Linked DNA regions of Homo sapiens: region 2 is linked to region 1. A link is a loop called in an ENCODE intact Hi-C map of the cell type or tissue named here. Cell type or tissue: B cell. All regions are shown on one strand. Links, peaks and the distances in the headings refer to the core of each region. The heading gives the core; the rest is flanking DNA.

What was found. A loop is a pair of places that touch in the nucleus more often than their neighbours do. Peaks named below come from ENCODE experiments on the same cell type or tissue, not always from the same donor. Only the 100,000 strongest peaks of a DNase experiment are listed, where the experiment ranks them.
Region 2: it touches region 1 in a loop (2.0-fold over the local background); 8 of 110 quality-filtered maps call a loop at or near these places.

The regions. Positions count from the first base shown.
Region 1 is chr13:31,905,716-31,918,005 of GRCh38, reverse strand. It overlaps the pseudogene EEF1DP3. Among named protein-coding and RNA genes, the nearest start is that of FRY-AS1, 120 kb to the left of the region's middle. In B cell, for the core only: CTCF peaks have their summits at 7,709 and 7,908 (motif pointing left); a DNase peak (open chromatin) is centred at 7,915; H3K27ac peaks cover 438 bases.
Region 2 is chr13:31,958,344-31,970,633 of GRCh38, reverse strand. It overlaps the pseudogene EEF1DP3. Among named protein-coding and RNA genes, the nearest start is that of FRY-AS1, 67 kb to the left of the region's middle. RefSeq lists an enhancer at 4,820-4,929. In B cell, for the core only: no CTCF peak of the experiment used is centred there; a DNase peak (open chromatin) is centred at 4,773; H3K4me3 peaks cover 441 bases; H3K27ac peaks cover 2,808 bases.

The DNA of each region.
Region 1 (12,290 bases), core at 2,957-10,956:
GCCCAACACCAACAGACATTAGGATTGATGTGGCATGGATTTCAGCCCACAACCCAGCTCCCTGTGACTCTTCTTGTCCACCAACTGTGATGCTCCTGGGTTGTTCATGCCTGTAGCCTTGCGCCCCACCCCTATCTGACCAAGTCTTCATCCAAATTCTGCTTTCTTGAAAACCCTGTATAATTTGTCTTGAGACTTGAATTTCATATTATTCTGATTGTTGGCCTTCTAGGCTTTGGCAAAGTTGAAATAATTAGGCACTGACTTGGCATCTAGCCCCAAATCACACTGTTACCCTATGAACTCCTAAATATCGTGAGTCTTGGACCTCCCACTAATGTCACAGAGTTTTCACGCAATTGCACAAGTATCTGTGAGGCCTACACCTTACATCTTCATAACTGAGGAGGCTATGCTTCTTTTCATACCCAATTAAATTTTTTCCTGTGTATTTTACATTCATGTTCTTTGCCTAATTTTGTATTAGGCTGTTTCTATATCTTATAGATTTAAAATATATTCTAGATCCTAATTATTTATAAATTATACACAATGCAAATATCTTCTCCCATTATGTTGCTTAACATTTCATTTTGAACAGACACTCTTAATTTTATGTAGTCAGACTTGTCAATTGTGATTGTGCTGTCTGTATCCTGATAAATCCTCCCATGAGATTTTGAAGATATTTTTCTTATGCTTTTGTTGTTCCCACTGCAAACCAAAAATAAAATCCAAAGCCCCCTGACTTAACACACCCCCTCTGGGGAAAGGGAAACCTAAACAACTGAATTCCTAGCCCTGATGGGAAGGGGGCCAGGACATGCCTTCTTATACCCTCCTTCTTTTGGAGTGTAGGCACAACTGACCAGCACTAACATTAAAATAGAGATTATAAGACTGACGAAATAGACTCTTTGGCAATAAGATACCAAATTCCAACCTGACTCTAGTATAGCATCACAGGACAGATAGCAGACCCTCAAGGAAATAAAAATATTTTACCACAAAACATATGTCTTTGCTATATTTTAAAATGGTCCTGCAAAGTCATCCTTTTTGGGGGAAATTTTGCATCTGTAGAGAATTTCCATTAATGTAGCTATGCCTTTCATGGATCTAGGAGAGATTAACCAAAAGTCTGACACCTGTTAAAGTCTGAAAAAAAGACATTTACCATCTATTCTCCCTGAAGCCTGCTACCTCGAGTCTTCATCTACACAGCAAGAACCCTGGCTTCCACAACCCCTCTTATCTTAACTCCAGCATTTCTTTCTACTGACTTTATGCCTTTACCTCAATCCTTAACATTTTCAACCAATAGCCAATCAGAAAATCTTTGAATTCACCTGTGACCTGTACCCACCCCAACTTTCTGGACCGAACCAACATACACCTTACGTGTATTGATTTATGTCTTTGCCTGTAACTTCAGTATCCCTAAAATGTACAAAACCAAACTAACCTGAACACTTTGGTCTCAATTTCTCAGGACCTCCTGAAACTGTTCCCTGGGCCATGGTCACTCATATTAGCTCAGAATAAACCTCTTTAAATATTTTACAGAGTTCGGCTTTTTTATCAACACCATTTAGCTTTTTAAGCCCTGTGGAATGTATTTTTGTATGTGGTATGAGGTTAAAAAATACACACACACACACACACACACACATATTTTTTCATATAGAAAACCAAATATCCCAGCACCATTACTGATTATCAATCATTTCCCCTACTTGACCTGCAATGTCAGTACCAAGTAGCATGTATCAGGTTTCTGTATATGCATGAATACATTCTGTGCTTTCTATTTTGTTTGGTCTATGTTTCTATCTCTGCACCAACACTACTCTGACTCAATTATTATGGCTTTAAAATACATTTTGATATAGAGTAAGCTTCTCCAGATAGGTCTCCACACACGTTTTAAGTATTTCTTTTTCATGCTTTCCGTACAAATTTTAGGATCAGCTTGTAAAATTCCACACTCTCACACACCCACACAAAACCTACTTGGAGTTTGATTGGAATTTTATTGAGTTTTAAAATCAATTTGGTAAAAACTGACATCGCTATTGAATCTTTCTGAGAGTGGTGTATCTCTCTTTTTATTTGCATCTTAGTTTATGTTCTTCAGTAATATTTTATAATTTTCTCAATAAGGACTTGAATATCTTTTCGATTTATTCCTAGATACCATTTAGCTTTTGTTATTGTGAATGAGATCTCTATTTTCCCCCATTACTTAAAACTTTTGTTGTTGTTGTTGCCAGAAGGCTTTAGATGCTTGCGGTTGATTGTGTCTGGCAGTTTAGATGCACAGCTTCCCTAGGGCTTAGCGGCAAGGAGCAAGTCAGTACTTTCTTCTTTTTCAGCTTCTTTAGGAAAGTGCATGCATTGGGGTGCCTTCAGAGATCTGCCTGACGGATCCTTCGGGCAAGATTTTGTATTGCTTGCTTTTGAGCTCATGGTTTTCCTTTGGTGAAGCTGGTGAGGGAGGCTCACAGGGGGAAAGGGCATCAATCATTTTTAGGGAGCCCATTACACCCAGAGTTCGTATTATTAGCCTCACTTCAGAGACTAGAAAATAAAAGAGATGAAATATCCTTCCCAAAGTTAGGAAGTGGTGCTCACTCATACCCAGGCTTCTCTGACCCGGAGTCCAATGCTCTAACCTGTTACTACACATTTCCTTCCAAATACTGCTTTTCTCATAAGAAACTGAACCAGGCCTCAACAGTGTGAACACAGGATTCTACCAACTAGACCACCAGGGTGGCACCAGTGTTCATCCAGAAGCCCAGGCTAGACACAGGGGAATCATGTATTTTACTTTCAACAGTCAATCAACACTGAGTCCTGCGGAATCTGCCCGCTAAGTAGCTCTCAAATGCATTATCCTTTCTGTATCTCCCCTTCATCTCTCACTCTGACAGCCTCCAAGGCCTCCCACCTCCACCTCTGCCTATCGCCTCACAGCAGGGTGATCTTTTTGTTTAAAAAATCTGATCTTATCACTGGTATGCTTAAAAACTTCCAGTGCCTCCCACTGCAATGAGAATAAAACCCACCTGCTTTCTGTGACCTATTAGGCCTTTAGAACCTCTTTGCCGCCTTCTTCTCTCACTTCATTTCCTACCATTAGCTTCTTCTTCACTACCCTTTAGCCTTTTTCTCTGCCAAGCTCATCACAACTTTAGGGCCTGGGTCCCTGCTGTTCTCTCTGCCCAAAATATTCCTTTACCAGATCTGTACATCGTTGCCTTCCTTTCAGGTTTCAGCTTAAATGCCACTTTTTCAGAGAGGGCTTCTCTTACCACTCCACCTAAAGAAAGTGCCCAGCCCGCACCTGCCCCTCCAAATTGCTCTCCACTGCATCCTCTGGTTTATTTCTTCATATAAATTACCACAATACATGTTAATTTTTTTTCCTAGTGAAAAAAAAATCTACCTGAAACACAGTTTTGGGCCACTCTTTTTGCATTTCTTTGCCCCACAGCTTCATAGAATGTTTGGCTGTGGGGAAGGATGACATTTTTTTAATTGTGGGAAATAAAGATAACAAAATTTACCATTTTAATCATTACTAAATGTACTATTAAGTGGCATTAAGTACATTCATATTGTGCAAACATCATCACCATCATGTCCTCAGAGTTCATCCATGTTGTAGCATGTGCTGGAACTTCCTTCCTTTTAAGGCTGAATAATATTCCATTCTATTGTATGTATACCATATTTTGTTTACCTTGTTATGGACACTTGGGTTGTTTCCACCTATTGGCTGTTGTGAAAAATGCTATTGTATTAATTTTAAAAATGTGTTTACTTTCTATCTCTCTTCACTCAAATGTAAGCTCCAAAAACACAGAGACTGCATAGAAAAGCGCCTGGCTTCTGGCAGAAATAGTATGAGCCAAGTGCAATGTTATGAGCTGTGTAATATAATAAGCTAAATAGTTATACTTGATGAATGTAAAAAAATTAAGGAATCCTTTCTCTAACGGGTCAGTAGCATCTCTCAGCTGGATGACTGCAGGACAGTTTGTCTGATCTCCTTTCCTCTCATCTTGCAACTTTTCAACCCACTCCTCCTACTTTGACAAAAGTGATCTTTTAAAAACATAAATATAACACTCTTCTCCTTAAAAAACTTTCAGTGGAGCCGCTTTGTCCTTATAATAAAGTCCAAACTCCTTGCCAGGGCTTCCAAGAACCTGGTGTCCTGGCCTGGCGTGCCCACCCAGCTTCAGCTCAGAGCCAGCTCCATGCTGAGTCTCAGCCAGCTTCTTACAGTACCTTGAATGTGGCATGGTGGTGGCTCATGGACTTTTCTAGATGCTGGTCCTTCTGCCTTAGACATCTTCTGCCCTCTCTTGGCCTGTTTCTATTTGTCCTTTAGATTTCTTTTTGGACATTACTCACAGGAGAAGCCTTTCCTAACACTAGGAGTCTGGGTTAATTGCTTTTCCTATGTATTCTCTTACTGTACTTAGAGGAATTGCCTGTTTTTTTTTGTTTTTGTTTTTTTTTGTCTTTGATCCCTTAGACTGTAAATTCCATGAAGACAGGGACTATGTCTCTCTTATTCACCACAGAATCTCTGGTGCCTAGCACAGTATCTGGCACTTACTAAGCAAGATCTCAACAGACAGTAATAAATGGATGTTTAAGCACTATTGTGTCCAAACAGAATCCAGCAATATTATGTCTTAAGTGGTGTCCAGGCATTTATATATAGCCTGTTGGACACATGTGGCCCATCTGAGTTCTTTGAAAACATTTTTTAACCTAATTACCTAAATACTTTAAATGACAGGCCAAATGGAGCTTCACCATCTGTCCCTCATAGCACTGTGAAATTCACTGTCACCGGGTGTCACCCAGATAGGCAGGGAGCAATTTGTAACTATTATTGAAGCTTCATGTAATTAATTACTTAATTTTAAGCTGATCAAGTTTAATTCCACTAACATTACATCATGAAACTGGGGGAGCTACAAAATGTAATTGAAAGGAAAAAAATAGATATGAAAAAATTATGGGCAGACTTTTTCCCTGAGGCAGCCCAGAACTTGGAGAACTGTAGCAGTCATGCTAACGCATATTGAGATGAAATAATGTGGGCTGGGCAAGGTTGTTTCATTACAACCAAATCAGCAGTATTAAGAAAGAATCTGTCAGCAGAGGTCAAAAGGATTGAGAGAGGCAAAACTAGTCACTGTGTCCACATAAACAGAGGAGAGAGCACCAAATCTGGGGACTTGAGTCATCTGGCTACCCACACCTGGATTTATGTTCCCATGGCCCACAACTGAAAAGAAAAAGAAAAAAAAAAAGAAAGGGAGGAAGGAAGGAGGGAAGGAAGAAAGACACACCCCTGCAGTTCTGTTCATTTTATGATTTTGCTTTGTGGTTTTGGGATAACCACCTTATAACCAAAAAGCTCCATCTGTCAAGACTGGGCATAGATTTTTAACTTCCTATATTAACCATAAATAAATCTGTGTTGACATTTATAGAGATTTAGAATGTCTACCATCTTAACTTATGATGCTCATCACTTAATGATCTTTATGACCTGCCTCATGATAATGAAAAAACTGAACTAGGGATTGGTTAAATGCAATATATCTGTCTAGACAGTGGAAATCTATTCTGGCTCCCCAAAATGATGGTGTAGATCAGTGACTGGAATATGAGCATTCAGATGCTTGTGAAAATACAAATTCCAGAGCCATAACCCTGGAGATTCTGAATCTGCAGATCCAGCCTGGGCCCTAGGAATCTGCATTTTGGCAAGCATTCCCCAGGGGGATTTTTATGCAGCAAGTTTGTTGATAGGAATGATCATTTAAGATCAATACTTACTAACATGGAAATGTGGAGATTATTAAATGAGAAAACACTGGCTATAAAAGTGTGTATAGTCTAATCTCAGTTTAAAAATACCTAGATAGGTAGATACATAGCAAAACAGATAAACATAGAGGTGGACAGAAAGTGTTTGGAAGGATAGGCACTAAGGTAATACCAATAAACTGTTGTAGGATTACAATGTTTTTCAAAAAGTATTTTTCTTATATGTATTTTATAATTTTCTACAATACATTTACACTGATCTTGGACTAATAAATAGATAATTACATTAAAAAAGAAATATTTACTGACTTCCCAATGTGCATTGAGCATTAGGACTACAAAGTGGAATCAGGCCATGATTCTACCTTGAGAACCTCAGTCCCTAGAGGGAAACAGACAATTTCCCAGTGTACAGGGCACAGCATCGAAAGATCTGTGGCATCCACCTGGATGCAGCGCTGTGAGAAGGCTGAGGACTTGAACCCTCGCTCTCCCTGAGGCCGCCCAGCCATAGCACTGGACATTACAGCAGCACTCTCATCTGGCTGGACCAGAGCTGGGAAAGGCTGGAACAAATACTGGTCATATTGGGGATGAGGAATGATTTCCCCTCTGAAAGGCTGTTTTTGTTTTTGTTTTCTGGTAAAAGAACACAAAGAAAACAACCAGAAAACCCAAACCAATACACACCACAACATGAAAGACAAAGAAATAACATAAAAACAATGCCCTTTACAATGCGAGATGGGACCTCCCTGTGGAAAGATGAAAAGCAGATGCTTGATATATTGCTGCACATGCATTTGTGTCATCTCTCCCTTTCTGGCCATGGTTATTCTGCTATAATTTGTTTTCTGCTGAATTAGATCCTACCCCATCCTTCAAGCTCAGCTAGTTCCTTCCATTTCGCCAGTCTCCCCTAACCCTTCAGTCACATAGCATCCCCATCCTTTAAACACATAGTATTTTATCTGATACACATTTGCAAATTTCATGTCTGGTATGTGTGATTTATATCTTAGATTACGTAAGTTGTCTTGTGAATTTTTTGTGGTTTTGGGGTTTGATTTTTTGTTTTGAGACAGGGTCTCGCTCTGTCACCCAGGCTGGAGTCTAGCGGCACGATCACTGCTCACTATAGCCTTGAACACATGAACTCAGGCAATCCTCCTGCCTTAGCCTCCCAAGTAGCTAGGACTACAGGCACACACCACCACACCTGGCTGCTTTTAAAATTTTTGTGGAGACAGGGTCCTGTTATGTTGCTTAGGCTGCTCTTGAATTCCTGGCCTCAAGGAACCCTCTTACCTCCTGAAGTGCTGGGATTACAGGCATGAGCCACCACACCCAGCATGTGAATATTTGGTCACTAAGAGCAATTTTAGGCACATACATATTAAGCATTCTATACACACTTTTCAGTAAATTATGTTGAACAAAAATACCTCTGATTTTTAAGACAGCTTAACACTAGAAAATAAACCTTCTAGCTACACTAAAATGGTTGCTTATTATTAATAAATGCCAATTTAATTTTCTAACTTTTTTCAGCACTTCAAATTTTTGCAGCACTGCCACTTTATCCTGATACATTCATATGTTTTATTTTAAATTCAACAGTAGACAAATACTGATCAAATGCCCAAATTCTGTGGTTCTAAAAGTTTAGAAATAATTCACTTCCTCTATTATTCATTTCTAGCAGACTAGAACTACTAAACATTTTAACACACGTGACTGTCTCTTGGGAGAGGACAAAGTCACAATCTAAGAATAATAATGTGTTTTCCTTAAAAAAAAAAAGTCTAAGAGGAGGACTATTGTTAGAATTTCTTTTCTAAAATTCAGCATGGGAATAAAAGACCTGCTTTTGAGAAGATGCTGACTGTAATGATAAATAATAATAAATGTTTGACTCAAATCATAAAGCTATATCGTATAACTTCAAATAAATGTCTTCAAGACAAGGTAGTGTATTATTTTAAAAGCTTTAATTTTTTAATAGCAAAGCTAAGAGAAAAGCAGAGGCACATTATAACATTACTCTAGCGCCCTCTGGTGTCCCACGTGCAGCACACCTTTTTTAGTTCATCATTTGCTGTTTCTATAGCTATTTGCAAAGGAGCATTTTGGGAAACGACTAATGTGTCTGGAGAGGAATGCCTCATTAAAGAAAACCAAATATGTGAATCATACAACATCTTACAACCAAATGATTTGCTAATTATGCCCATACATACTGTTTACCTCACTCTGGGGAGCTGGAGTTGGCATTACGCTTATTAAAGCCACACAGGTAAGCGGAGTTGATTAAACATGAGGGCTTGAAAAGGAAATATCTGTAATACTAGCCAATGTTTGCTTCGTAGAAAATTTCCATGGGAAGCTACAGGTGATGTGATAAAAGCTGGATGTTTAGTGGATACCTATCATTATTAAACCTGTTTTGGTTTAAAAACATTGCAAAATTTAGATGAGTGAAAATTAATTGTCACAAGTGATGTTAGTCTTTGTGGGTCAGAAATGCAAATATGCCCCTTTAAAACGCACACACTTAAAACTGACTCCATATTGAAAAGTCAACTTAACCTGAAATATTAAAATAATAACTGCAACTTGTAAATATTATAAAACAAAGGATAAGAGCATGTAAATTATAAGTAGGCATAAAGGAAAAACAAAAACCCAAATAACTCCACTCTAATATGAGTACCAATCTCTGAAAGAAATATACCCAAATGTTAACAGAGTTTGTATTAAAGTAATAGAATTGTGTCTAACTTTTTACTTATGCTAACTTCACCTATTTCCTTTTGATTCTCTCTTCATCATCTAACCCCAAATCCCAAGTGCTAGAAGCAGCTGTCCTCATTTCTGGCTACTGTTGTCCTGTCTTTTTCATTGTCACAGCTGAGAAATTGACAATTTATGTAATCCAGTTCATCTGCTTAGCAACAGGAAGGGTGGGGCTCAAAACAGAGGAAAACTACCCAGTAGCATTTGCAATTGTGAAATGAGAAAGGAAGAATGGGGAATTGGCTAAAGGTCATGTAAGTTATCTCTGAGGGGCTGAAAAAAGAGATCAAACTATTTTCAATTCTAAATCTCAAAAGGATAAGTCAGAAGAAATGTTCTATATTCTTCTTAGACCTCTATAATTACAGTCTTAAGATTGCCACGTGATTGAAATGCCATAAATAGTGCTTCACTGACAAATAAATACAAAGTTATTTGCTCCTGAATCTCTAAATGTGTCAATTTTGGGCTTGGCCTCCGAAATTGCCTTAGGGAAACAGTGTATCTTAGCTGAGAGTCAGATAATCCCATGCAAATAGGAGTTTCAGCCAGGTGAGAACCCATAATACAGCTACTCTGAGCACGAATCGCACTCCTTGTCCTGCTGTACTTCCCATTTTATCTTGCATCAGTAAAAAGGAGGAAAGAATGGGAAAAGAACTGGAGTATCACTGGAGCAGTTCTTAGTACTCCAAGCTTTCCATCTTTGTCAGAACCTACTTAGAGTTTGGGCTACAGTCTCATCGCATGAATGAGGACCCAGCAGTGGTAAGAGCATAAGGGTCATGTCACCAAGTTGCATTAAACTGCCATGTATCTCATCAGAAATTTATCAGATTTACAGTGCCATCATGTCTCTTCTTTATGGCGGGCTTGATCACAAATTCAGAAGAAAGGAGTTTCACTGAAACGAATCGGCCAAATGATGTGTTTCAGTTTTATTTTCTCGGTTAGTCCTTAGAAATTTGGCTAAATCAGCCAAGACCTCACCATAAAATAAAAGAGAAAATGTCGCTTATTTCCCATTTAACAGATTTTCCTGCTGCTTAAATTGGTTTATTCATTTGTTCAAAATGTGTTTTTTGAGCACCTACTACGTGCAGTGTTCCAAGCACTGAGGTTATTGTGGTGAATAAGACCACAGGACCCCTGCTCTCATAAGCTGATAATATGATTATGTGTGAGCACGCACACACAAACTAAAAAGGAAAAATTAATAGATGCATAAGAAAATGTCGAATAGTACAACAAATACATCACAGAGAATTAAGGCATAGTAACATGACAGAGAGTCACTGTTTTATTAGGCTGGTGCAAAAATAATGGCAAACCTGCAATTACTTTTGCACCAACCTAATAGGCTGGGTGTCAGGGAGACGTCTATGAGGACAGAATGAGGCTGAGACATGAATGTTAAGAAGAATCTAGCCACGCACATATTAGGTTTAAGAGCATCCAGCCCAGAAACAACACATGCAAAGGCTCTATGGTAGGAACATGCTTGGTGTGTTACAAAAATAAAAAGTAAACTGTTTGGTTGGGGTGTAAAAAGGGAAGAGCGATGCAAAATGATATTGGAGAACTAGACAGGGTCCAGATGATGTAGGGGCTTCATAAACCAGGCAGAGTCTGGATTTCATTGCAAATGAGATAGGAGGCCATAGGGGTATTATAAACGGGGAGGAGAGTGTGACACATTATTATTATTATTTTAAAAGATCATTGCTGTGTGAAGAAGTGACTGAAGGGAGACAAGAATAGGAGGAGGGAGACAAACCTGGGAGGCTCTTACAATAGGCAAGGGCGAGAGCAAACAGTGATTAGGACTGGAGTGTTGATAATGGAAATGGAAAGGATTAGATAGATTGGGATCTGTTTGGGAGACAGGTTTGATAGGACAGACTGAATGCAGAGTGTGAAAATAAGAAAATAATCAAGAATAAGCCTTAGTTTTTTTGTCTGGATGTTGGATGTTGGTGCTACCTACAGAAATGGGAAACCTGGGGGAGGAACAGGTATGTGATAGAGAATCAACTTTTATTTTGGCCAGGTTAAACCTGCAGTGTCTCCAAGATGTCCAAACAGAAGCATTTAGGACTTGAGTTGAATATTTTGGGGAGAGGCCAGGGCCAGATATATAGATTTGGGTATTACTAGCACATGGAATTGGAGGAGATGACCTCAAATATAATGAAGAGGAGGGGTATTGGGACCCAGTGTCTTGGGGCTTTCAGTATTTAGTGGTTGGGCAAGGGAGGAGAAGCTATCAGAGAAGATAGGAAAGAAAAAGCCAGTGGAGTATAAAGAAATCAGGTGTATGGTACCCAGAGAACAACTGGGGAAAGTAGGGAGGTCAATGGAGTTAGTTACTACCAGAGATGCCTTAGTAAGGTATGAAGAGAAGGGTGACCAGGGAGATGGACAATATCACTAGATTAAAAGGAGGAAGGTGTCTGCGTAGAAGCCGGGCAACTGAAATTCAGTCCAACACCATGAATACCCACGGTACATACTTTACATACATAATCTCCCTTTCGTAAGTTCTAAAATATCTTTTCACTATTTACAGCTCATGTCTTTTTTATTTCTATAACCAAGCCACCTAAACATGCACTTAAATATTTCTAACCTTATGAGCACATGTTGTGATACAGACATTCAAACTTGGCTTTATGAATAATATTCTTTGCCTTGCGCTTTCTTTCCTACTTTTTCTCACATTATTCAAAATCAAGGGCAATCAATGCACAAAAATATTCAAATCAATTAATTGTTACCCTTTGTAGAAAACACTTGCTCCTGATAAGAAACATGAAACCATTGGCTAAAATAAAGTTTGGTGATTGTCTCTGGGTTTCAATGATTTGAATGATAAATTACTCCCCCGTTGCTGCAGGAAAACAGGATTAACTTTGTGAAGATTTGCAATTGAAACTTAACGTTGGAAAAGGCACTGTTTCACCCCAAAATTCTTATTATTTCTTTTATGTAGACAATTTTCTTTAGATATTGGACAATCTCCACGTTCGAAGCCAGGGAAATTTGCATTTTGTGTAGCCACTGAGTTGCGTAGCTGGTGGTAGCTCCCTTTCTGCCCCGGAACACGAGAAGAAAGACAGGCAGGCTGCGTTGTTATTGTTATTGCTATTGCGACCATTTAAATTTTCCCACGACAGCTACATTCTAGTACTTTGCAAGCAGCAATAATACATCTATTCACCGTTTTCAGTGCTGAGGGAGGGGAGCAACATTCCCAACCGCCGTGACTGACAGTCATGCAGAGCTGCCAAATTTGAGCAGGAGGAGAACAGAGATGAGAATTCAGTTTTTGACAGAGAAATAAGTTAGTTAATAGAGCTCATCTCAGAGCAAATAATAAAAAACTTGACACCTGGCTAAGAAATGAATCAGAAGACTTTCTAATGTTTTTCTTTATTGCTCTGGATGAAAAGCCTTAAAAACACACACACACTTGTTTTGAAAGCTTACTCTAAAAGCACCCTTTACTTACACAGTATTTTAAAATCTCATTATTAAGTAAGTGTAGAGTAAAATCAGGTGTATCCTGCATTTCCTCAGCTGGCATTTTCTTTTCTTTTCTTTTCTTTTTTTTGAGTCAGGGTCTAGCTCTG
Region 2 (12,290 bases), core at 1,388-9,387, 54 kb before region 1:
TCTCTATAGGAGGTGACATTTTGCTGACATATTTGGCTAGTTCACAAGATAAGAAATAAGACTCAGGATATGTATCACAGCAAAAGGATGAGGAGAAAAAAACTAGATGATTCTACTTGAAATTTTTATAGCTTCTGTTCTTCTTGAAAATAATTCAAAACATATAACAAATCAAATACACCACTGTGGAAAATTCCATTTCTTGGTGGTGTGGGAGGGTGGGGTGTGACATAGAGGAAAGAGCCCAGGGTATGCTTGTACTAACTGCTCACATCACTCCCTGGCTGGAGGCCTGAATTATCCCAAATTCTGAGCTTTCACATTTTATAAACCAATAGATTTTTATCCTATCAGAATGGAATATCTGCATACATAATTACGATCTTTTAAAATTTGATGCATAGATCATAACTCTTGCATTATTTATTAAGAGTTAAATTATCCTGATTATTCTAAAAATAATGTTACTAGAATAGGTTTTAAAATTGCTCGTTTCATTCTTTAAAACCTACATTATGATTTGTTAAGTTAGATATACAGTCCATATGAAACAGCAGTTGCACGAAAACTTACATTCCCTAGTATTGATAGCAGTGTGAATCTTAGCCTATGCAAGCATGATTTTATAAAACGGTCAGTGCCTTAATGGGGAAAAGGGGGCTATTTGAAATTCCTTTTTCAATTTTCCTTTCATAAACTCTACTTACAACATTTAAACTGTCATCATGAATGCACATATATATTTACATGGCTGTAAATCTGTCAAATTAGAGCCATTTGGAGAAGATTCTCACAGAATTCTTAAAAGGTCTCAGAGTTGATAACAAAACATTGGCTTGAGAGCTAGGAGACTGAAATTATTTTTATCACTTTACTCCAAATTTATTGAATAGCCTGGAGCCAACCAGAGTGCAAAAAGTGACCTTGCACACTGCCCAATTTAAGGGGAATGTTCTGGGAATCAGATAATAATTTTAAGATGCTTGGGACAGTTGGTTTGAGAGAGATAAACAAAAATGCAAACAGCTCCTTATATAGAACCTGTCTAATGTGTATTATTACTGAAGCACAGGAGTTAAAAAAAAAACCCAAAGATTTAAAAGATTGTTTTGTGCTTTCCCTATTCTTCATTTCAGTGAGTAGCATGATCATCCAATAAACTGCATAATCTAGATACGTTGGTCAGAGGTAGATATATTTAAAAAAAGAAATTAGCATTTATTAGTTACCTACTATCTACTAGGCACTTAAATGTGTTATCCTTTTAGCCTTCACAACCATCCTATTTTATAGATGATGAAACTGAAGTTCACAAAGGCTAAGTAACTTATCTAAAATCACAGAGTTAATGGAACCTATTCGTCTATTTCTTTATTCCATATCTCTTCCATCTTCACATCCCTGGCCAATGCTTCCAATAGACTACTGAATCTTTGAATTGCACCTTCTGAGTATTTATTGAGTATGTACTACTGTCTTAGTTTAAGCCTTTACCATTTCTCGCCTAATCTAATATGTGAGGAGTTTCTAATGGTTTCTTTGGTTCTGAAGTTTATTATTCTTTTTGTACAAGAGTATTTAGTCTTAAGAGTTATTTTATTCTAAACACAAAACTGTTTATGTCATTCTCATTATATATCTTTCTTTATCCCTGATTTATGAGTTACTTATGAGCAAGGGTAATATCAGCAAGATAGCAGACTAGAAGCTATAGGCCCTCATTTCCCTATAGAAACACTATATAAAGAGAAACCCAGGGACCAACGTAGCCTTGTAGGAACTCTAGAAACCAGTTAAGAAGCTGCAGCAACCAAGTGAGTACCTAAAAAAACAAAAGAACACCAAACTTTTGAGTCCCATTGTTTTGACAACAGGACGTTTTGTCACCTTACTCCCCAACATAGCACGGTATACCACCCAGTCCCACTTCCTCTCTCAGGGAAGAAGAAAAAGAGTGGAACTTGCTTGCAATCTTATGGCTTGTCTGGCAGCTGTCCAAGGGACTGGTTTCTGTTTGACCTGACTAGGAGCACTGAAGGGAGTAGTAGCATAACTTAAATATCAATTGAAGGCTGCTGAAAGTAGTGGCAGGAGTACTGGGTTTTGAGCTGCAAGGAGATTGCACCTGTGGGCAAAATATTATGGGCAGAGGAATACAATATAACATCTAAGGCCCTGAGAAGAAGCAGAGTGAGACTCTTAGAGAAATTACAGCATTTAAAGCATCTGTGTATAGAGGGAAACTGGAGGGGAAAGCACATGTGCCGGCCCTTGGAAGAGACATTTCCAGAAAAAATCTGAAAGGACCTTGAGATATCATGAGAAGCTGATTATTGGAGGTCTTCCCTTGCATAGAGCCAGTCTGCAAAGACTGGGAGAGGAGGCTGTTCTTTCAAATGCCTAATTTTCAACAAAAGGTCACAAGGCATACAAAAAAGAGGGAAACATGGTCCACTCAATGGAACAAACTAAATCTCAAGAAACTGACTCTAAAGGAAACACAGGCCTTGGATTTAACAAAAACTTTAAAACAACTGTCTTAAATATGCTCAATGAGCTAAAGAAGAGCACAGACAAGCAACTAAATAAAATCAAGAAAACGATGCATGAACAAAATGAGACCGTCAACAAAGTTTTTAAAAGGACCAAACAAAAATTGTAGAGTTGAAAAACACAATAACTGAGATGAAAAACTTGGTAGAGGCTGGGTGCAGTGGCTCATGCCTGTAATCCCAGCACTTTGGGAGGCTGAGGCGGGTGGATCACAAGGTCATGAGTTTGAGACCAGTGTGGCCAACATGGTGAAATCCCATCTCTACTAAAGATACAAAAAAAAAATTAGCTGGGCGTGGTGGTGCATGCCTGTAATCCCAGCTACTTGGGAGGCTGAGGCAGAAGAATCACTTGAACCTGGGAGGTGGAGGTTGCAGTGAGCCAAGATCGCGCCATTGCACTCTAGCCTGGGTGACAGGGAAAGACTCCGTCTCAAAAAAAAAAAAAAAAAAAGGAAAAATTATTGCTAGAGGGGTTCAACGGCAGGTTTGAACATGCAGAAGAATGAGTAAACCTGATGATAGCTTATTTGAAATTATTATCTGATTAAGAAAAGAAAAAGGAGTGAAGAAAAATAAACAGAAACAGAGGAATTTATGGGACACCATCAAGTGGACTAATATAGGCATTATGAGAGTTCCAGAAGGAGAACAGATAGAGAAAAAGACAGAGAGCTTATTTGATGAAATAACAACTGTAATCCCCGTGGTGACCACTAGGAAAATAGAATATACAATAAGAAAATGAGAAGGCAATCAAAACATGTCACTACAAAAAAAATCAAGTAAACACAAAAGAAGAAAGGCAAAAGGGAATGAGGGACAAATAGCTATAAGGTTTACAAAACACAAATAACAAAATGGCAATAGCAAGTCTTTATCAGCAATTGCTTTAATTTTAAATAAATTAAACTCCCTAATTAAGAGACATAGATTAGCTTAATGGATTTATAAAAAACTGAATCCAACTATATGCTGAGACTCATCTTAGATCTAGGAGGGACACACAGGTTGAATGTGAAAGAATGAGAATAGCTACTCTCTGCAAATAGCTTCAAAAAGAGAGCAGTGGTGGCTATATTAGTACTAGACAAAAAAAGACTTTAAATCAAAAAGTGTTATAAGAGACAAAAAAGGACATCCCAAAATATAAAAGGATCAATCCACACCACACCCCCCCCAAAAATATAAACATATATGTACCAAATAACAGAGCTCCAAAAAATATGAAGCAAACACTGATGGAACTGAAGGAAAAAACAGTTAGCTCTATAACAATAGCAGGAGACTTCAATACTTATGAGCCAGATCTAGACCAGTGCTTGGCAGGTAATAGGTACTCAAAAAGTGTTTGCAGAATGAATAAATGATTTATTGCATGATTCTATGAATTACAGTCATGAGGAGAAAAATGTGGAGCAAAGATCAGGACAATAAAAATTACAAGTATTACTAACACAAAAATGAAGATTAGATAAGGAAAGATGATCTTAGTCGATGATGGAAAGGTCAAAATTAGTATTCAGGGACTCCTTGGAAGAAGTATTCATTTTTAAAGATATTTAGAGAGATAAATAAAACATCACATTTAAAAATAGCATCCATGGGCTGGGCATAGTGGTTTATGCCTATAATTCTAGCACTTTGTGGAACCAAGGTGGGAGGATCACCTGAAGCCAGGAGTCAAGACCAGCCCAGGCAACATAGTGAGACCCCATCTCTACAGAAAAAAAAAAAAAAAAACCAGCGTGGTAGTGCACAGCTGTAGTCCCAGCTACTCAGGAGGCTGAGGTGGGTGGATCACTTGAGCCCAGGAGCTTGTGGCTGCAGTAAGCTACAATTGTGCCACTGTACCCTAGCCTAGGTGACAGAGCGAGACCCTGTCTCTAAAAAAAAGAAAAAGAAAAATTGTGCACATGGCTTATATGTTTCTGGGTATTATCCCTATTGTATCTACACATTGATATATAATACTAATAATTTAAATGTGAAAGTAACATAGGCATAAATAATTGTAATGGGAAGCACAGTAGTTGCTGTTAGGTGTTGAAGGCTACCTAACTCCAAAGATTTAGTGTAAGCAGAACCTTCAGGTGCTCCTGCAGAAAAACCTAACTGGGCTTCACTTCTCTGAATGACTGTTTAACCTCATACAAGTGAAAGTGGCTTCAAATAGAACTTTTCCAGTTCACTGCAGTCACCCTTGGAAACTGCAGCATGCATAAACAAAACTTCGGAGACTGGGAATTCCCCGATAAGAAAGGAAGTCAAAGTCAGTAAAATTAAAAGGGTTTGTATAGCATTTTCATGGGGCCTTTACTACTTCACTTTTGGCAGATACACCTGGGTGTCTGGAAGAAGCTATTAATGAAAACAAATAACGATTAAATCCTTCTGTGGGCTGATTAGTGTTGTTGTAACAACAACAAATATTGTTTTGCATGAGCAAAAATGGTAACTCCAAATGTGGCCAGACATAAGGAAATTGTGGCAAAAGTCAGAAGAGAGGTCAGGAGAGAAAGTGTGAGTGGATGAAGATGAAGGCACTCCCCTTGCCAGAAAACAAAGCATCAGTCTGTTAGCACTATCTTTACACAAAAATATCTAGTATTTGATAGCATGACAGTGTGACTACAGTCAATAGTAATTCAATTGTGTGTTTAAAAATAACTAAAAGAGTATAACTGGATTGTTTATAACACAAAGGATAAATGTTTGAGGTGAAAGATACCTCATTTACCCTGATGTGATTATTACACATTGTATGCCCATATCAAAACATCTCATATACCCCATAAATATAAACATATACTATGTACCCACAACAATTAAAATTTTTTTAAAAAGAAACTTTTCCCCTATCGTAGTGTCCACAGTCACAATGGATCTTCATGTCTTTATCTCATTTCTTGTTCTCTGGTAAACAGAAAGATTCCTGTTTAATTGATAAAGAACCCAAGGGTCACAGTTCACACAATTAGTAGTCTTTTGTTCTCCAGATCCAAGAGATTTTGTTCTTTTCTATCACTACATTTTGTTTTTCTTTTAAAATTTACATAATTAAATAGCTAGGTTATTCTATATGTATATGCTTTGGAGTTCTCATATGTTGCCATGACTCTTTTTCTATATAATGAATATTGGGTAAATTCCCCTTAAAGAAATAAATCACAAAACAGATTAAACATTTAAGTAGGAGCACTTTTTTTTTACATTCCCCAGTAAAAATTAAAAGTAAACTAATTTATTTCTTCTAAGTAAATAAGCACAAATATTACAACTGGAAATAGGCAATAACACTAAAACTCTGGGGCTGGAAACATTTGCAATTAGCCCAGGAGGATTTCTTTACAGATAACCAAACTGACCAGAGAGGTCAGGTCACGTCATTAGTTATAAAGCCTGGATGATGAAGCCCAGGTCCTAGAGTATTTTCAAAAACAGTGACTACTTCATCTTTAGAAAAAAATACACTCACTCCGCAAAGAATCTATCTCTAAAAAGGAACATATTTTTAAATAAGAAAAAGAAAAAGTAATGTTTGATATTCATAGCTAATTATCTTTATTCTAGTCACCCAGAGCACAACCAAGCCTTCAGAAGATGGCATCATCCCACCTGGGATTAAAAGTGGCACCACACCCCAAATGATTAATGTAGAAATACATATTTGATTACGAACATGACAAGTCAGGAAGGCTAGACCAGCCAGGAATAGGTATGGGAGCAACTGCTATTAAATATTTAAACAGCACTGATGTACAATAAGTACAATGTGCCAAACATGTAAAGTCTTTGGCCTAAGGAGTTTGCTGTCAGCTGTAAAGCTGGTTATTCCAGAGATATCTGTTATGTTGCTTCATTTGGTAAACAATCCATTCCATACATCAAAAAGCCATCGTTCAATAAGCTTTCTTAGGGTTAAGAATTTACACCCAATTATTTAATGCAAAATTTGTATATACTTGTCACCATATTAATAATTTTAGGAAATTCACTTTTATTTTATGACAAGTTTAAGATTATCTCTCCTTGTTGAGTCTCTTTTCATCCTTTGTATTTTATTCTTCTATATTGTTGCACAAAACACAATTTTGCAACTATGGCATACATAATGACACCAGCAAAACTAAAGAGAATTAGAAAATTTTGATTTTGTAAATGTGTGTTAGACAAGAGAAACTGTCATATAATCATAGCCAACAATATATGCAGAAGCAAGATAAATTGGTAAATAATACTGACTCAAAAACATTATGCAACTTGATTGGCGCATGAAAAGCCTACATCATCTTTATCCAAAATATAGTAAGGAAAAGAGAAGTGAAAACAGTGATGCTTCCTTTGATGGAAAATGATTTTATTTAGCTCAGGTGAGGTACATAGGATATTGTATATTTCTCACTTACATAAATCTGTGTAGGACTCAAAGTAGTTAATAAGACAACAGGGATATCTTAAAGCAAAAGTAAAATAGCAAGAATCCAAGTGATAAGGGCTTGGAGAGAAGAGAGAAAAATAATATAAAATTAATACTAAGGAAGACTATTGTTTCTTAGAAAATGATTTAGTTCTAAGCATGTTTCCAATGGCTAAGACAGAGCAGGCAGTTCAGACAGATAGGCTAAATATTTACTCATTCATTCATTCATTCATTCTTCATTTATGTGATACAGTTTTCTACCTTCAGAAGGCTTGGAGCCTGGGTTGGGGATGGCAATACAAATACATATGTACAGACTTAAACACCATAATACCATGATGTACAAAGACCTGTGGAACAAAAGGCAGAATACAACTAAATCATGTGGGGGTGGGAGTGTGAGGGACAGTTTGAGAGATATGATGACATTTGAGCTTAGCCTTGGAATAGAATATGAGTCAGAGACAAGCAAGGTGGGCAAATGAGGAAGGCTGTATGAGAGCATAACGCCACTGGAATGCCATGAGGGTCAGAGAGCAGTCCATGGTGTGGTGTGACTGGAGTATTGTGCAGAGAAGGATAAGGACCAGGAAAGAAAGCCTTCCATCTGTGCATGGGGCCAGACTGGGAGGGCTCCTGAGTCTTCAATGCCGTGCTGAAGAATGTGGGCTTGATTCCGAAAAAAGCTTAAACATGAGAGAGACACTATCAAGAAAAAAAAAAAAAAAAGGCAGATTGTTACAGAAAATCTACCAGTGGATGAGAGAACTACTTCAGGAATGCAGTTCTAGACTCCAGGAGTCTTTAGGATGGTAGACATTCCTGGGATCAGCTATTATTTTTATCCCACTTTAGAAGGAAGAATCCAGGGCACACTAGGTGGGTAAATTATTAGTTAGATTCACACACTATTAATGGAAGGAGGAGAATATAACATAGTTATGGGGATGAAGGGCATCAGCATTTCCTGAGCACCCACTGTGGGCAGAAATCACTGGATACATGTGTCAAGGAAAGGAAAAAAATAGAAAACTTAGCTCTTCTATTCAAAGAGCTAATAATTAAGACAGAAAAATGACAGAAGCGTGCCAAAAGACAGTAAACTTCTTAGGAATAATACAGATATTTATTTATTCACACAAGAGTTGATATCTTCCTGAAAAGCATACATCTCATTTTTATAAAATGAATAATTTAAAATGCATTTATATAAGGAAATTTATCAATTCATAGTATGGATAATTTATACACTTGATAATCACCCTCCAATCAGTTTTCTGATTTTTTGTAATTAAATTATTTTTCAAAAAGGACAAAGCTATAATGTAAAATGAGTTGCAAAAAAGCTACCCTCATTGAGTAATGCTGTTACTCAAATTAACATATGAACTTATCACAAACTATTAATTAATAAAAATATAAAATAATGTGGAACTCTGCTAACAAGATAGTCTTGCTCACTGATCCTTTAAGTTCCCTGGGTTGTCCCCAAACAAGTTTTATCTTCTATGTCCCTTAACTAAACCAGTCACTGTGCCTGTTCAAGTGAATACAACCATTTTCATAGCAAGAGAAATCCTCTTAAGACAGGAGAAATATGAGTCTTATCCCTTCCTGATGAGTGTACCAAAGTTTTAATTGATAGAGCTTCTAAAAAGAGCATGGTCTTTGGTAAGCAAGATAGTCTGAGCAACAGGATGATGCAGGGATGTTTAACTCCAATCACCATGCATATTTTCCAGGGCTCTGTTTGGACTAAGGTTTACCGTATATGCAAAAGAGAAAAAAAATGCTCTCTGGACTCCAACTGCCTTCTGCAGAGGATGAGTCTTGTTAGACTACAGAGTTTCTCAAAGAATAAGCTGAAGATCCCTCTAACAGAATCAAATCATGACTATTAAAAATACATATTCCTCAGCCAACCCCAAACCTGATAAACCAGCATCTGAAATTTTAACAAGATTTGCAGATGGTTCTCATGGACCCTTATGATAACCATGGGCTGAAAGGGAGCAGTCTCAGGTGGTCCTTTGGTTTATGAGGGGTACCTTGATTGGTTTCAGATGTGCAATGATAGGTCTGAAGAAGGGCTTGGGAGTAAGGCTGGAAAGAGCAGATATGCTCTATATGATCGAGGAAGAAGAAAATAAAATTCTGGGGACATTACGGTAAAAAGAAATTTGAAAGGAAAGATGGAAGAGAAGGAAAAAAGAGCCATCTTGATGGCCAGAGGTTGAATACTGGTAGAACACGCTTTAAGAAATCTTGAAGGGGAGGGTGGTTGAGAGGGCTTTTCAAGAATAGGGCCCTCTGCTGTTAAATCAAAGTTGTTTGTGCTGAATGAATATCTACTTCTGGAATTCTTTTTGTCTCTCCAGACATCCAGTAGAATCCACTACACATACAGAGGCTTTTATGATTGGGTTGAGTTTTTATTTGCAGAAATCAAGGCAAGAAGGTGAACTTCATTTCTGAACCCACACACAGTACAGAATAGAGACAATATCCGGGAAAAAAAATCATAAACGACCAAAAAAGGAAAAACAAACAAACAAAACATTCACAGGAGCAGAAACTTAAGCACAAGGACCCATGTCCCTGAAAAGTTATAAAAATCTTTGGATTGAGCCTGAGACTATGTATGGAATGGAAGCTTGACCAATCTACTTAAATTTTAAGAGCAAAGTGCTCCCAGATGCCATGTGGGTTATATGAAGTCATATGATCTTTTCCTTCTACTACTCAACAAAACAAACAAAAAACAAATAAAATGACCTTCTACATATTCAAACTCTTGTGCTTAGGAGAAATTTGGCTTTGTATTTGTTTTTAAAATTTGCTTTATTAGAATCTTTTTTCCAAGGCAGTGATTATTTCTAACATCTCTCTTTAGAGGTGTAGTACTTACAGTTAGACACCTTTTTAAGCTGAGGACCACATAAAATAATAGGGTGACATCTTTTTCAGGGACTAAATTGAGCCCTGACAACCTACAAAAGGGGACCCACTTCCCACAAATGAGTAAAGTATTTTACCCATGACAGATGCAGGCCCCCAGCTGCTCCACAAGCATATTTAGGCCAAGTCTACTGTTTCCATTCACTGCCCCTTTAATTAGAGGTTTCTTAATTGATTTTTAAATAAGAATTTGGTTATTATCTGTGTGGGAAAAATGATGCACTTTATTGTTCAACTACTAAGATACATAGTAGTAATGCTGCTTTTGGTTACAATTTTTTTTAACATGAGAATGGAATAAACTTCAGAGAATATTTGGTAAAGGAGAACTTAAAGCTAAGAAGTTGCAATTTTTCACCCAGTTTCAAATTTGTTCTCTTAACTTTTAACAGATTGTTTTCCATACGCCTCAGTTTCCTCATTGTGAAATGGGAGTTGTAACAAATCTGTCTGTGAGGATGGTGACCATTTGGTAGACCCTTACCTTTCAAAAGGAATATTTCCTGAGACATATTCCTCAAAAAGGAATGTTTAGGATCCTGGTTTTCTCCTGGATCACATCTCTGAGGAGAATCACATTTCCTGTGTGTTTCCTTCAGCTAGAGCTATAATACCTTGAACTAAAATCTCCTCTTTTGCACCTAATGGCTATTTTCATCAAAGAAAGACTTTTTCTCTCTTAAGGATGGACTGCAAAATAAAACCAGTTGAGGTCTTGATGCTGTGCACTAGGCTAAGGCTCACCTGTGAGTAAGTGTCTCACCAAGTCTGACTGACGTGTATTTTTTAATTCACACACCAGCCCTGCCCACCAATATCTGGTGCACAGCAGAGGGCATGTGGGTATTTAATAAACACAGGTTGATGCATGGATTGCTGGCCTCTGGACCCACAGGAAGGTGTGGGTATCATTTTCTTCTCACTTTTCATGCATACAAAAATGACCCAGAGGTTCTTAAACTAGGTTTCTGTGATGATCTCATGAAGGATGATGCTATAGAACATTACGGGAATCAGAAGACCCTCCATGTCAACTGTCTTTGTAGGTCTACAGTTTTTCATCTGTAAAATGAGTGCACTGAATTTGATGTTCTCTATTTCTTTCAGATCCACAATTCATTGATTCTTTGATTCTCCACTGTGCTCACTGCCAAGTGAGTTATTTTCTTGTCTAAGTTCTTCAACAGCATAACCACCATGCACTTTTTGAAGCTTGATCTATAAACAAAAAATAGTAAATCCCCAAGAATCAATCTTGGCACATCTTATGTAAGATTAATAATTAGGAGGGAAAATAAGAAGGAAACTTTTGAGGAAATGCCATAGGCTTTCCAAGATGCCCTATCATTGATTAAAACAACAACAACAACAAACTGAAATAGCTCATTGATGTCCAGGCTTGGTAAGATCCAAGCTTGAAGAATCTATGTGACTTAAAAAAAAAACATGTAATTCTATAATTCTGATAATTAAAATATTTTAAAAGTGGAGTATACATCTCATCTAATCATATTCCTTAAAAGCTGACTACAGAAATGTTGCCACTGGGATGAAATTCATGGCATTTCAAATGTTATAACTTTTATATAAAGTCCTAAACGATACCATAGTTCTATTATGCAGCATTTAAATAGATGTTATGTGCCACTCCATTCAGCAATGAGTAACATGCAGCAATGTGGCACACTGAGGTTAGAATTGCAGAGTACAAGAGATTAGGGGTTCATAAACATTCCAGTTCGGGGTTGGGGCAAAATTCTAGTCAGCTGGTTAATGTGCATTTTGTGTACAACTTTTATGTATTTATCTATTTCATAGCATTTGTGAATCCCAAACTTCCACATTTAAAAGAAACAAAATCATAAATTGCTGCTTTGCTATAGCTCCTGAAAGAATGTAGTGAATTTTTGAGCAAATTTTTACCTACTTCTACACACCGTATTTTCACACATAATGAAAGTAACTCACAATGCTGGACTTCTATCTGAACATCAAAATGGCATATATTGGCATAATGTCTACCTCTGCTGCCCAACTACAACAGAGCTAGATCCTAACTTAATTTTAGAGCAATAACAGGTAGACTGCCCTAGGGAGGCCTTTCAAGGAGAAGTGCAACAGAAGGAGTAGCCAGCAACTCTTAAAAGCCTCAATCTCTCTCTCCCTGTCTCGTTCTCCACTTCTACCCCAGCCAACATCCCTATAAAACCTCCAAAGGCAGCAGTTGGTTAGAGATAAAAGAGTCTGTTGTTGTTTTGTGGGGAGAATGAAACAGAAACCTTCGATTCTTACTATCTCATTTCATTCAATCTTCTGTTAATTCATCATTATTTTCAATGTTTGGGAACTTTCAAAGA